2 separate regions of the Mus musculus genome follow, and region 1 is linked to region 2. A link is a contact called in ENCODE POLR2A ChIA-PET data. All regions are on one chromosome and are shown on one strand. Each heading gives the region's core, a stretch centred on a gene start or an enhancer-like site at or near the end of the contact. The rest is flanking DNA. Distances are from core to core; before and after follow the strand shown. Region 1 overlaps Crtc3 (CREB regulated transcription coactivator 3). Region 2 has its middle 40 kb from the start of Gm44851.

Region 1 (6,447 bases), core at 902-3,401, 200 kb after region 2:
AACTTCAATGTCTTTGTTTATATAATGAGCTGTTTTCCTTTCTCTTCTTTGTGACAGTGGGGACACCAGGGTCTCAGTACAAGTTTTAGGCAAGGACTCTGCCCCTGAACTTTATTCCCTCATCCAGGATCTGAATGCTCTGAGGTGATTTTATTATTATTATTTCATCTGATGCTTCAAGTGAAAGTCACAATCAGCATGGAACGAAGAACATGATGTGTGCTAACCCTTGTAACGTATATAAAGTATGCTAACCCTTGTGACATATATAAAGTGTGCTATAACCCTTGTGACTTATATAAAGTGTGCTAACCTGTGTGACATATATAAAGTGTGCTAACCTGTGTGACATATATAAAGTGCGCTAATCCGTGCAACCATTTCACCATTTGTTCCAACACTGGAATGAAATGAGGAAGCTAGAACCCTGTCCCCCACTTTGACTTTCTGTGTTTCTTACTTCTGCTTACTTGGGGGAATATTTGAGGTTTTATAGTTTCTGGGAATCATTTGTAATAGTGATGGGGTGACAAGCTGACGCACTGACTGTCACTGGTTTGTGTCATAGCTGGGCTGTGGAGAGAGCCAGGGTGAGTGTCAGCTTAATGAGGATGCTAACCTTGGCTTGCTCTTCTTTCTGGGGCTATAAGCCAACCTTAAAGCCCATTCGCTGAAGCTGAAGCTGAAGCAGAGGACCAGGTGCAGCAGATGGCATGCACACCTCCTCCCTGACCCAGGGATGCAGAAATGCTTCCCGGAGGATGCTGGTCCCAGTAGGCAGAGTCAAATAAAGGCAAAGTTCTCTCAGACTAAAAGCAAGGGTTTGTTTCTTAGCTGCTGAACAGACAAGTCAGGGGCACTTAGGGTCAAGAGTAACTGGGAAAATCCTGGTCCACAGCTGGGAAGACAGCTCAGGCGGTAAAGTGCAGGCCTGGCATGTACAAAGCTTGGTTCCATCTCAGCACCCCGTAACAGGGCATGGTGGTCACACAGCTGTACTCCCAGCACACAGAGGTAGGAGGTGGACCCCAAAACAGTTCAAGGTCATCCTCAATTGCACAGCAAACTGAAGGCAGTCTGAGCTACACGAGACACTGTTTCAAAAAGAAAATAAGTATTTATTCACACTCTCAACAAATGAAAAATATAAAGATTGAGAGTGTGAGACACCGCTGATCCCATTTCCCCTTCTTGCTTCCTGATAGACAGCCAGGGTAATGGCTGCATGAGCCCTTCAATGAACGACTGTGTAAGCACAGCAAGTGGGAGCGGACCTTACTTCTACTCTTCTCTTTTAGCACGGATAGTAACATGGTATACATTACAGCTGGCTATAATGTATATGGACTGATGCAGCTGTGTGTGCATGTGAGGAGGCACCTCTGGTCCATTACCGCTCTTTTCTGAAAGACTTTCTCACTGCTCTGGAACTTGCTAAGCAGACTGGCCAGTGACTCCAGCTCTTCAGGGCCCAGATTACAAGCACAGCACACCTGGCTTTTATGAGTGTTCCGGGGATTGAACCCACGTCTTCCTGGGTTTACTGAATTACTCCAACCCACTTTTTATTTTTTAATTTTTTTTTCAATACTAGGGATTAAACTCAGGGTCCTGCTACTGAGCTGAGTCCATGTCCTCAGCAATTGCTTTTTAATGTTACTTTTTTAAAAATAGGTATTTACTTTTATGTGAAGGTAGGACAGGGTAGTGTGGAGGGCAGCACACATGCCACAGCCCACGTGTAGTGGTCAGAGCACTTTCAGGACTCAGGTCTCTCCTTCCACCATGCGTGTTCTGCTGACTGAACTCAATCATCAGGCATGGCAGCAATCCTTTAACAGCTGGGCTACCTTGTTGGTCTTGCTCTTTAAACATTCTCACTCTTTCACTAAATCCCTGGGCTGATTCCACCTTCAGTTTTGTTTACAGCTGCTCCTCCTCCTGTCTTCTTTTTTCTTCAGTAATCCTTCTGCTCCAGCCTCTGGAGAGCTGGGACTGCGACACTGTTTCTTTGCTATCTTTCACTTGTCCATATCCTCAGTGGGGTAGTTTCCCCCACAGACCACGGTTTCTCTAAGCCCTTGACAGGGCCAGGATCTCACCCCCCACCCCCCCACACACACACTTCTTCCTCTTTCTCCTCTATTGGCTCTTCCCATGAGCACATGAGCCCAGCCAAGGAAGGCTCTCACGCGTGAAGCTGGGGGAGGGGCAGGACAGAAGGATTCACCATTCTCCCTCCAAGCAGTCTGAGCAGCCACACCTCCTCAGTACCCTGCTCAGCTCTCAACTCCCAGCCCTGTCCACTCCACTGAAACTCCCAGGGCACCACAGCCTTTCCTTGTCACTAAATACAAATGGACTTTTCAGTACCTAAGTCACTGATATCTCAAGTATCTGAAACTGGGATTATGTGTAATATTTTAGAACCTGTTCCATGATTCCATGATTCCTGTCTCTGCAGACTTCTGAACACAAGAGCCATCCTTCAAATGCTAACTTCTCCAGGAAGTGGTCAGTCACACACTCTACCAACAGCCCAGATCTCTCCAGAGCTGCCGACTGCAGTCAACGCCCCAAGGGCTGGGTGCCTGGCACTTCAGTGGAGGTCACTGTGCGCCACCCTCTCACCTGGCACTAACTTGTCACTTTGCACTTCCTCAGGCACTGGCCCCATGGGGCTGCCTAAGCCCAGTGTTTGGGGCCCCCCTTGAGCACTTTCCCTTTCCCCTCTCCCCCTGGGCCATACGCGATGCTGGTTATGGTGTCCCCGATGACCCCGTGTCTCCCACACCCTTCCTCCTTAACTCCATCCACTTTCCCCTCCGTATCTGAAAAAGCCTTGGGATTTGCTGTTTTATTTTTGATTGTTTTGAGTCAAAGTCCCACTTGTGTAGCCCAGGCTGGTCTGAAACTTACCGGATCCACATGGTGTGACACCATGGTGAGCTATAACAGACTTTTGGTCTTTATTCTTGTCACCTCTACATTGCTTCCACACTGCAGTCAGAAGAAGCCCCTGAAACATGAGTCTAATGGCACTGCTTAGCAGTGCAAACGTTATTAACAACACTGCTTTTAAAAATACTTTTGTCTTGGTTACTTTTCTCTTGCTGTGATAAGACACCAAGACCAAGGCAACTTAAGAAGACAGCGTTTACTGGTGGTTCAGTTTCAGAGGGCTCGGTTCCACGCCCATCTTGGCCAGGAGCACGGCAGCAGGCAGACAGGCCTGGTGCTAGATCAGTAACTAAGAGTATATTTAGAGCCACAGTAGGAGGCAGAGAGTTAAGTGTAAATTGTCTGGGCTCTTGGAACCTCCAAGTCTGCCCCTATTGGCAAATGTCCTTAAACAAAACCATGCCATCTAATCCTTCTCTCCAACTGCTCCAATAACTGGGGACCCAGGATTCAAATACATCAGCCTATGGGGGCCATTCTCATTCAAACCTCTAAAACCCCAAATGAGCCTAAAATAAAAATAAGATAAACTTAAAAACCATCGTGGAAATAAACATTCAATAGCCTGGGGGTGGGAGCTAGGGACTGAAAAGCCACATGAAAATAAATCAATATGTATAAGTGTAATATAAACCTATAGTAATTAGTCAAACAGTGTGGCACTGGTACAGGGGTAGACACATCAACGAAGAGGAAGCCAGGGGTGGCCCATGCCTGCAACTCAAGCACTGCACCACTGTGCGACAGTCCCACACCCCACATGTTTTTAAATTTGCATGAAAAAAAATCCCATCATAAAAATCTAATAAATAGCAAACTGTGAAAATACTTGCAACTCAAATCACAGAAAACTGGCCACATTTTCTAAAACATAACAACTCAACCACCAAAATTAAGGGTAAAAGATGTGTCGTGCAGCTAAAGATAGTACAAAACCACAGGCGGGGGTTGGGGGGGAGGTGCATTTATAAAAGAAAAGCGAATGAAAACTACACAGAAGATCTGGAGAGATGGCTCAGAGGGCAAAGCACAAGAGATCAGATCCCCAGCGCCTACGTGCAATGCTGGCATGATGTAGGCATCTGCAGCCCCAACTCTCAGGAAATCACACAGGGGGATCCCTGACATCTGCTGGCTAGCCAGCCTAGCACTCTAGAGAGAAAGAGCCTGCCTCAAAACACACACACACACACACACACACACACACACACACACACACACACACACACACAGGCAAATGAACAAAACCAGAGGGGCTGGCAAGGTGGCTCAGTGGGCTAGGGGGCCTGGTATACGCAGCTGCAAATAACCAAAGACCCTGCCTCAAACACGGTAAGGACTGATCTCCAAGGCTGTCTCCGACCTCACCCTGTTATACAGTACACACTGGTGTACCTGTACTCACATACTTGAACACATATGCACGTACACAATACACACACATACAAGTGCATGTTTCAAAAAAAAAAAGATTTTTAAAAAACACAAGGTTGATGGCTCCTGAGAAACCACACCTACGGGTGACCTTAGGCTTCCATGCAACTGTGCACCTGCACACACTTAGCATCGCTACACACAAGCATCTCTCTCTCTCTCTCTCTCTCTCTCTCTCTCTCTCTCTCTCTCTCTCTCTCATGGACACACATCCTACATACAGGCATTTTACAAGCTTAAGAAAGATTAGCAAAGATCACAAATTTTGGCGAAACCTTGGGCCTGATTTGGGTAGCCAGGCTCTCTGACAGAACAGACATGGGTATAAACTGGTAGACATTCTAGAGAGGATGACCTGACAAAATACAACGTAAAATTACAACTGTTCCAGAAACTCGCTTCTAGAAAGTGTTCTTGCAGCTATACCTGTCTGTATAAAACTGTATGTGTATAATAAAATAAATTGTGCGATGTTCATGTAATAGAAGACTGTGTTTTGGTTTGTTTTGATTTGATTTGTTTTAAAGAGGGGCTGTGGAGATGGCTCAGTGGGTAAAGTGTTTGCCACTTGAGCATAAGAACCTGATTTGGATCCCCAGTGAGAGACTCTGCCTTAAAAAATAACGTAGGCTGAGCTGTGGAGGTGGCTCACCAGGCTGCACAAGTATGAAGAACTGAGTTCAAAGCCCCAGAACCTCCATGAAACTGGACATGGTATCAAGCATCTGTGAGCCCAGTGTTCCTACAGCAACATGGCAGGGTGGGGCACAAGAGGATCCCTAGGGGCCATGAGCCAGCTAGCCTGGCATATGCAGCCATGAACAGGAGGCCCTGTCTCAAAGAGAAAGGTGGAGACTGACTCCTGAGTGTGACCTCTGATCTCCATATACACGTGGTTGCACATCCTACACATCCAGACACGAACACACTCACACATGCACGCACACACACACACACACACACACACACACACACACGTAATCCATGCACACATGCATGTACACACATGTATACAGACTCACACATCAAACACACTTTAGAAAAAAATGATACTTAATACATTGAGTGGAAAAAAGTCAGGTTAAGAACTAGAGATAATCCAGGTGGTAGTGGCAGTGCACACCTTTAAGCCTAGTACTCAGGAGGCAGAGGCAAGTGGACCTCTGTGAGTTCAGGGTCAGTGTTGTCTGCAGAGGAATTCCAGGACAGCCAAGGCTACAAAAAGAAACTGTGTCTTGAAAAAACAAAAAGAGAAAGAAAGAAAAAACAAACGAAAGAAAGACGATAAAAGAGTCAGAGTCAGGGGACCATTGGTCATTATATATAAAATGCCTCTAAAGGAATAAGGAAATGTGAAAACACTCATTGCCCATGGGAAGGGACCTAGGAGCTGCAGCAGAGACTCAAGGGAAACTCTGGACTGGACCTGCTTTCACATGCCCTTAACTCCAGACCATATGGACATATATTCATTTAACTTAAAAACATAAAACTAAAATTAAACTCAAAGGCTATACTTTAAACCCACAGTAGCACACAGATACAAAGCAAACTACGAAATGGACCAAAACAAAAAGAAAACTTAGAAAGAACTATATAAGAAATAAATGGGGGGAGGGGTTGCTAGAAAGATGGCTCAGCAATTAAGATCACATATTTTTCTCAGAGGACCTGAGTTTGGTTCCAGCATTCACATCAGACAGCTTACAATCACCTGTAACTTCAGTTCTAGCAGATCCAATAACATCTTCTAGCATTCAATGCCACCACACATAGGCACATACAAGTACACATAGTTAAAAATAAAATAAATTAGCTATGTACTAACATTGTTGCTCAGCTGGTGAAAGTGTTAGCCATGCTAAGTGAAAGCTATTAGTTACTGAAAGTTATCCTTTGACCTCCACACATATCACTGTAGTAAATGCATGTCCACACTCACAAATACATGTTATATACACACATATAATAATAAAATTAAATATTCAGTGGATATTTTATTTTGAAGCTAGCCTGAGCTTCAAAGCAAGACCCTGTCTCAAAACTGGGGTG
Region 2 (6,355 bases), core at 2,645-5,144:
TATGTGTGGAACTGCTTTGGCCTGGTGTGCTATGTTCAGACTCCAGTCTCTATTCTAACACACCAAGGATTGCCAGGAATTTGAAGCCAGGCTAGATTGTGTAGTGTGTATCAGGTAAGCCAAACCCAGGCCTGGCACATGCTTAGCACATGCTCCACCGAAGCGTGTGGTTGAGTCTTCCTCATGAACTCGTGGCCCTGGGGCTGAGGGGCTAGGTTCCTCAGAATCATCATTCTAGTTGTGAGCTGCTGTTTTTTCTCAGAATCCATTGCTATTATGCTATGGTTTCAAGTTTCTGGACCTGCTCTCTCCTCCCGGGGGCCCGCCACTTGCCATGAGGCTCTCATGCAAGCTCCTGTCTTACTGTCAGCCAACCCCTCCAGACACTGCTTATGCTGACACGGGAGCCAGCCCACCCATCTGGCTCTCAGCATGACTGTGAAAGCCAGACATAGTAGCTCATGGCTGTGATTCCGGCATCAGGAAGCTGAGGCAGAGGATTAGCAAGCAGTTTAAGCCTAGCCTGAGCTATATAGCAAGACTTTGCTCTAACTGCTAGCAGAGCTGGCCTGGACTGAGGCACCCCTGGCTGGAGCCACATGCTGCCTTCCTGTTATCCCTTCAATACCCTGTTCCCCATGCTGACCCTGCCCAGCCAGGACAGTGTCCACTCTCAACCAGTACTGTCTTGTGTCCTTGGAAACAGGCCCTGGGGCATTTCAACCGAGGCTGTCTTCTGGGATTTTATGGGTTCCTTCTCCCTGTGATCTGTTGCTCATTTTGTCAAGTATGGGCAGGAGTCTGAGCTCCCCCCTTCAGCCTGCCTCTCCAGTCTCAACCCCCTACAGTACACCAGGGCTTCACTTCCCTCCAGCTTCGTGTTATGGGAGTCTGGGCTGGATGGTGGCCTCATGCAGGTGATGGAGGCGTTCAGGCCTGGGGCTGAGGGCTGGTGACTTACGTCCAAGGTATTTGCCTTCTAGTCAATAAAGGCATGCAACTGCTTATTGTAACTGCTTATGTAAGTCCTTACGGCATCTAGTCTGCAACAGCCTTGGAATGCCCAGGCGGGTGGGCAGATTGGATCAATCCCCCGTTCTATTGAGGAGGCCTCTGAGGCCCTGAGATGGGAAGTGACTTGTCTCCGGTCACAGAGCCAGTCTCACACAAGCAGGGTTAAAGAGTTAAAAATGTAGACGCCAGGTCTATGGCCTAGAACCTGGGTGGTCCACCTCAGTGGGCAGAAAGGCCTTTGTCTAAGCCACCAGGAGGCCCCTGCCCATTTCTGGGCCTCAGAGAGGAAATGGTTCTTCTTTTGTTGTAAATGTCATCTAGGGAAGATGGCCAAATTAGCCCTCCTGGGAGGTGAGTGGCCACCTTGTCCTGGCCCCTGCTCCAACCACAGCTGCCCCAGCAGGACTCCCAGCTAAGGGCTTGGTGCAGACCTTGGCCCAAGCAGCTGCGTGGGTGGCCCAGGTGTGTAAGCGGCACAGAGAAGGTAGACAGTCTGGACTGTCTGGAGAGTGACAGGTTGGTTCTGGGAGGGTCCAATATCTGCCCGGGCTAGAAGCTACTGGGCCATGACTGGGTGGCAGAGCTGGGCAGAGCAGTTGGGCCAAGGTGTCCTGGGTACTATCAGCTCTTGGCTCTGTCCTCATTCTGTCCTACCTAAAGGTGACCTGATGGTGACAAATGAAAGCCCTGCCAGTTCTGACCACCTCTCACTCACACTTAAACACACACACACACACACACACACACACACACACACACACACACAGAGAGAGAGAGAGAGAGAGAGAGAGAGAGAGAGAGAGGGAGCTGCTCAGAGGCCTCAGCTCTAAGAGGGGAGAGCGATCAGCACCTTCAGGCCCCAGCTGTGGGATGTGAGAGCCTGAGGAGGGAGGAGGGAATCCAGGACAAAGACAAGAGAGGGCGGGGCTCAAAGTGGATCTGCCCCACAGGATGACCAACCTCACACTGAAGTTTAGTAGACAGGAAGGGAAGTCAGTCTTTTTTACCAAAAACAAACAAACAAACAAACAAACAAACAAACAAACAAACAAAGGCTCACAGGAGCCCGGCTGTGGTGGCTCATGCCTTTCATCTCAGCAGGTTGATCCCTATGAGTTCCTGGCTAGCCAAGTAGTGGAGACCCTGTCTCAAAATACCCCTTCCCCTCAAACAAAAACCAAACCAAACCAAAAAACTCCCCCCCAAAAACAAACAAAAAGGCCGCCACGGGAATGTCACATTTATGATGCTTGAAACATCCCCACCTTGTCAGAATTTTTGTCTAAGTAAAGGCTTTGCCACAGGATCCCACCCCTTACCTTATTTATTTATTTATTTATTTAACATTAAGACAGCCTCAAAGACCATAAGACCAGACCCCAACCAGTGGAGAAAAGGCACAGTGCCCTTACGCTGTGACTAAGCCCTATGGCACATGCCATCTGAATAGTGCTCCTCACTGTACCATTCTGTAAACGCCAAAGTTGCCTTGCCAACTCTTGCTTCCCGTGAGTGCCTCCCACCAGTGCAGTCTTTGGACTCCAGACGTTATTTCCTGCAATCCCGAAGCTGCAAAGCCATTGCTTTCTGGACCATTTCTGGTCTTTGTCTGCTAAGTTCTCCCTCTTCTTTATGTACCCCGTTTCTGTCTTCCAGGGCCATGGCTTGCAACCATGGATTGGCATCACCTGTCCTTGTATAGCACTGTCCAAAGTGGGTTGCTAACAGTGTCCCTCCGTGTACGTGGAGCCCGTCAGCCACAAGCTCAGCTCCAGCTGTGCAGTGCTCCAGCTGTGCAGTGCTCCGCCGCTCCAGGAAGCTGCAGTAGCACATCTGGACAGTGCAGGCTTGGGGCGGGAGAGGGCCGTGTGCTGGCTGTGGCTGTGGTTCTGGGCTCCCATCAGGCCCAGAAACCCAGGGAGGAAGTGCAGTGTCTGCTTTGTTCTCAGGGGGAGTTGGCCTTGAAGGTACTACTCACAGGCCTGGGTTTCTGGGTTCTTCAGTGCAGCCAGCCATAATGGAGGCAGGACAGGCAGTCATTACCTCTTTTGGAATTCCATCTTCAAGAGAGGAAGCTGAGGCAAGCGAGGCAGAGCGCTCAGGGAGCAAAGCAGATAAGAAGGCGCCTGACTCTGGCTGGCCCACCACTCCTCGCTGTGAATGTCTGAGCGAGGACTGTATGGTGCCTCTTCCTCCCCTGGCCCACTGCCCGGTGCCACACTGAATATGTCCTCGACAGTCTTTGATGAGGCAGATCCTCACTTCCTAGGCTTATCTCCACACCAGACTCTGGGGCAGCTCGAGTCACGAATGTTATAACACACCACTGCCCAGGGCTTCCCTCCCAGTGTGCTCTCCTGCTGTGGGGAAGAGCCTAGCCACCAAGGAAGGATCAGCCTGCTGGCTTCAGACAGGTAGGTATGTCCCTGCAAGTGAGCTAGCCAGACCTTCAGTTACTTCACCTGTTGGTGACACTGGTCCCTTTGACAGCTATGGTCTCAACCCCAGAAATTTGCTCACATTATCTTGGCAGGCTCAGAGCAATCTTCGTTACAAGGTATGCGGTTGTGATCTCTCGGAGGCACAGATAAGTTAAGCAATGTACTCAAGCTCACACAGTAAATGGTAAACTTGGCTTTCGACCCTAAGAAACCTAAGCCCACTTAACACTCATCTCCACTGAAAGAACTGGTAGGAGAGCCTGGGCCACGAGTTGTGTGTTCCTAGACAGGGTGACTTGGTCCTGCCAGGCCTTAAGCAGAGAACTCTAAGCAAATATCACACCCCGTGTTCTGTAGAAAGCCTCTGTTTCCTGTTGGTGCCTGCAGCCCCTGAAGAGCCCTCAGCAAACCTTATCATGAAGCAGCATTTGCCTAGCCCAGCGGGGAGACAGCTCCGCTCCCGGGCGGGCGGATCTGGCTGATGACTGCCCTTATTTGACCCCACAGGCTGGCAAGGCCTGGGGAATGTCAGCTCACACTTGCCTCCACAGCTTTCAAGAAGTTTCCTTTGCTTCCAGTACACTCAGCAAAGTGCATGCTGGGAGTGGCAGATCTGTTCCTTGTCACCAATCTCTTTAAGATGTACTTTGTGGGGAGCTGGGGGCAGAGAGCTCAGCAACCAAGCGCCAGCTTCACATGTGTAAGGCTCTGACTTTCATACAAAGCACCACTAAGAGAGGGGGGGGGGAAAAAAAAAGATGTGCTCTGTGCTGCCTTTCGTGCCTGTAATCCCACCACGTGGGAGGTTAAGGGAGGATGTCTACAAATTCAAAGCCAGCCTGGCCTACATGGTGAGTTCAGGGCTAGATAGGACTGCAGAGTGAGATGCTGCCTAAACGAACAAAACAAAACAAAACAGGCTGGGATGTAGCTCAACTGTTAGTATTTGTCTAGCATGCATAAAGCCCCGAGTTCCAGGCGCCCAGCACCACACAAAGCTGGCCACCGGCAAAGGCGTGGTAGGCTCCTGCTGGAGAGGTGGAGACAGGAGGAGTAGGAACTTGCTGTTTCTGGCTACTTTGGCAAGTTCAAGGCCAGCTTAAGATAGGTAAGACTCTCAAGTGTCCCCCACCCCCTACCCCGAAGCTGTACTTCAGAGTTGAAAGGGCTAAGAGCTCCCTCTGTCTCCTTTGTGAGGAGCATGTGTTTGTGAAGTCACGTGTGTGCAAGGATGTTCCACTCCATGGTCAGTACTCTGTGTGCCACTGGACAGGCATTTCAACACTGAAGATGCAGGTGACAGTTATCACGGAGTATAAAGTCCTTTGTTGCTGTTTGTTTTGAGAGGTTTCGCTTTGTAGCACAGGCTGTCCTGGTACTCACAACACACAGCAACTCCAGACTGGCTTTGAGCTCACAGGCAAACCTCCTGTCTCAGCTTCTCAAGTGCTTGGATTCCAGATGTGAGTCACCGAATTGGTGAAAGTCTTTTTTTTTTTTTTTTTTTTTTTTTTGTAGCTCTGAAACCAAAGACAAAAGAGGAGGGGCCAGGTCTAATAGTATACACCTTAGCCACAGGCTTGGGAGACTAAGGCAGGAATATCACTTGAGCCTGCCAACTAGAGGCCAGCCTGAGCTACAAAGGAGAGAGAATGTCTTGCCCAAGTTCAGGAAGGTACAACCTCAGCAGCTGTCCATATTCACCCCAGGGCTGATTCATCCAAAGACAGGATTTGAACTCCCATCCTCCCCATGGCCCTGAGGGCCTCACAAAGCCCCTTCCCCCACGTGTAAGTACACCACAGGTGCATAAGATAGAAAAGGGAGCTGAAAGCAGATGCTGGGGACTGTATAAAACTAAGCACACGATACCGAATGGAGCTTCAGGTCAGTAAATGGGGGGCTGGCTAACTACATGACATCAACTGTATGAATATGAGGTCAACCAGAAGAAACTTTGCCTTTGTCTTGGAAGGGAGGTTGGCACCAGGCCACAGTGGCTTGGCCTATCACTTCCATGGGCTACGAGATGCCATGGTCCATAGACTCGAGGCCCTGTCCCTATCCTCCTATCTTATTCTCCCATGAGGAAAGTCTAGGTAAATGCCACCACATCTGTCTTCCTCATAGCCCACATGCACTCCCATGGCTACCTCTTTGCCCCACTCATCCGCCCATCCATTCATCCATCCATCCTCCCACTCATCCTCCCACATGCCCCTCACTGACTGATTCTCCCCATTCGCTCATTACCCAACCCCATTCATGATCCATCCATCTACCTACCGACCCCGCCCTCAGCTCCTTACATCCACCTGCCTATCAAGCAAGCACCATGCACCATGCACTTATCTACCCATTCTCAGGCACTGGGTAGAACCTAGATCTACAAGCAGAGGGAGACGCCTGCAAAGCAGTAGAGCCAGTGACAGAACCTGCCTTTTATTTGGGGGGCGGGAGGAAGGGCGTCTGCTGCCGTTTGTTTTATATATATATGGAAATACCTGAGAACAAGTTACTTATAAAGAAAAAGTTTAATTAGCTCAACACTGTAAAGGCAGTGACGTCTGTGATTTGAACTCAGGGCAGAAAGTGAAATTTCAACGGGGCAAACACGCTCTATGATAATGCACTGTGAGGTCACTGACATGGGACAAACACGCTCTATGATAATGCACTGTGAGGTCACTGACATGGGACAAACACGCTCTATGATAATGCACTGTGAGGTCACTGACATGGGACAAACACGCTCTATGATAATGCACTGTGAGGTCACTGACATGGGACAAACACGCTCTATGATAATGCACTGTGAGGTCACTGACATGGAACAAACACGCTCTATGATAATGCACTGTGAGGTCACTGACATGGGACAAACACGCTCTATGATAATG

The links. ChIA-PET counts read pairs that join two places held with the same protein, here RNA polymerase II (POLR2A).
Region 1: POLR2A ChIA-PET joins it to region 2 with 12 read pairs in Patski. The contact joins two enhancer-like sites. POLR2A ChIA-PET finds 5 or more read pairs at or near these places in 2 of 5 experiments (Patski and embryonic stem cell).

The regions. Positions count from the first base shown.
Region 1 is chr7:80,639,505-80,645,951 of GRCm38, forward strand. The region is part of intron 2 of Crtc3 (CREB regulated transcription coactivator 3); the gene reads right to left. It overlaps Gm15880 (predicted gene 15880), which reads left to right. Exons shown (of 5, transcript NR_040343.1): 4 at 58-144; 5 at 2,465-4,880. Among named protein-coding and RNA genes, the nearest start is that of Gm51450, 5.1 kb to the right of the region's middle. Within about 2 kb of position 2,152, at least 1 of the 3 ENCODE cell types and tissues checked has a DNase peak (open chromatin) inside an H3K27ac peak, as active enhancers do.
Region 2 is chr7:80,441,762-80,448,116 of GRCm38, forward strand. No RefSeq gene overlaps it. Among named protein-coding and RNA genes, the nearest start is that of Gm44851, 40 kb to the left of the region's middle. RefSeq lists an enhancer at 3,307-4,739. Within about 2 kb of position 3,895, at least 1 of the 3 ENCODE cell types and tissues checked has a DNase peak (open chromatin) inside an H3K27ac peak, as active enhancers do.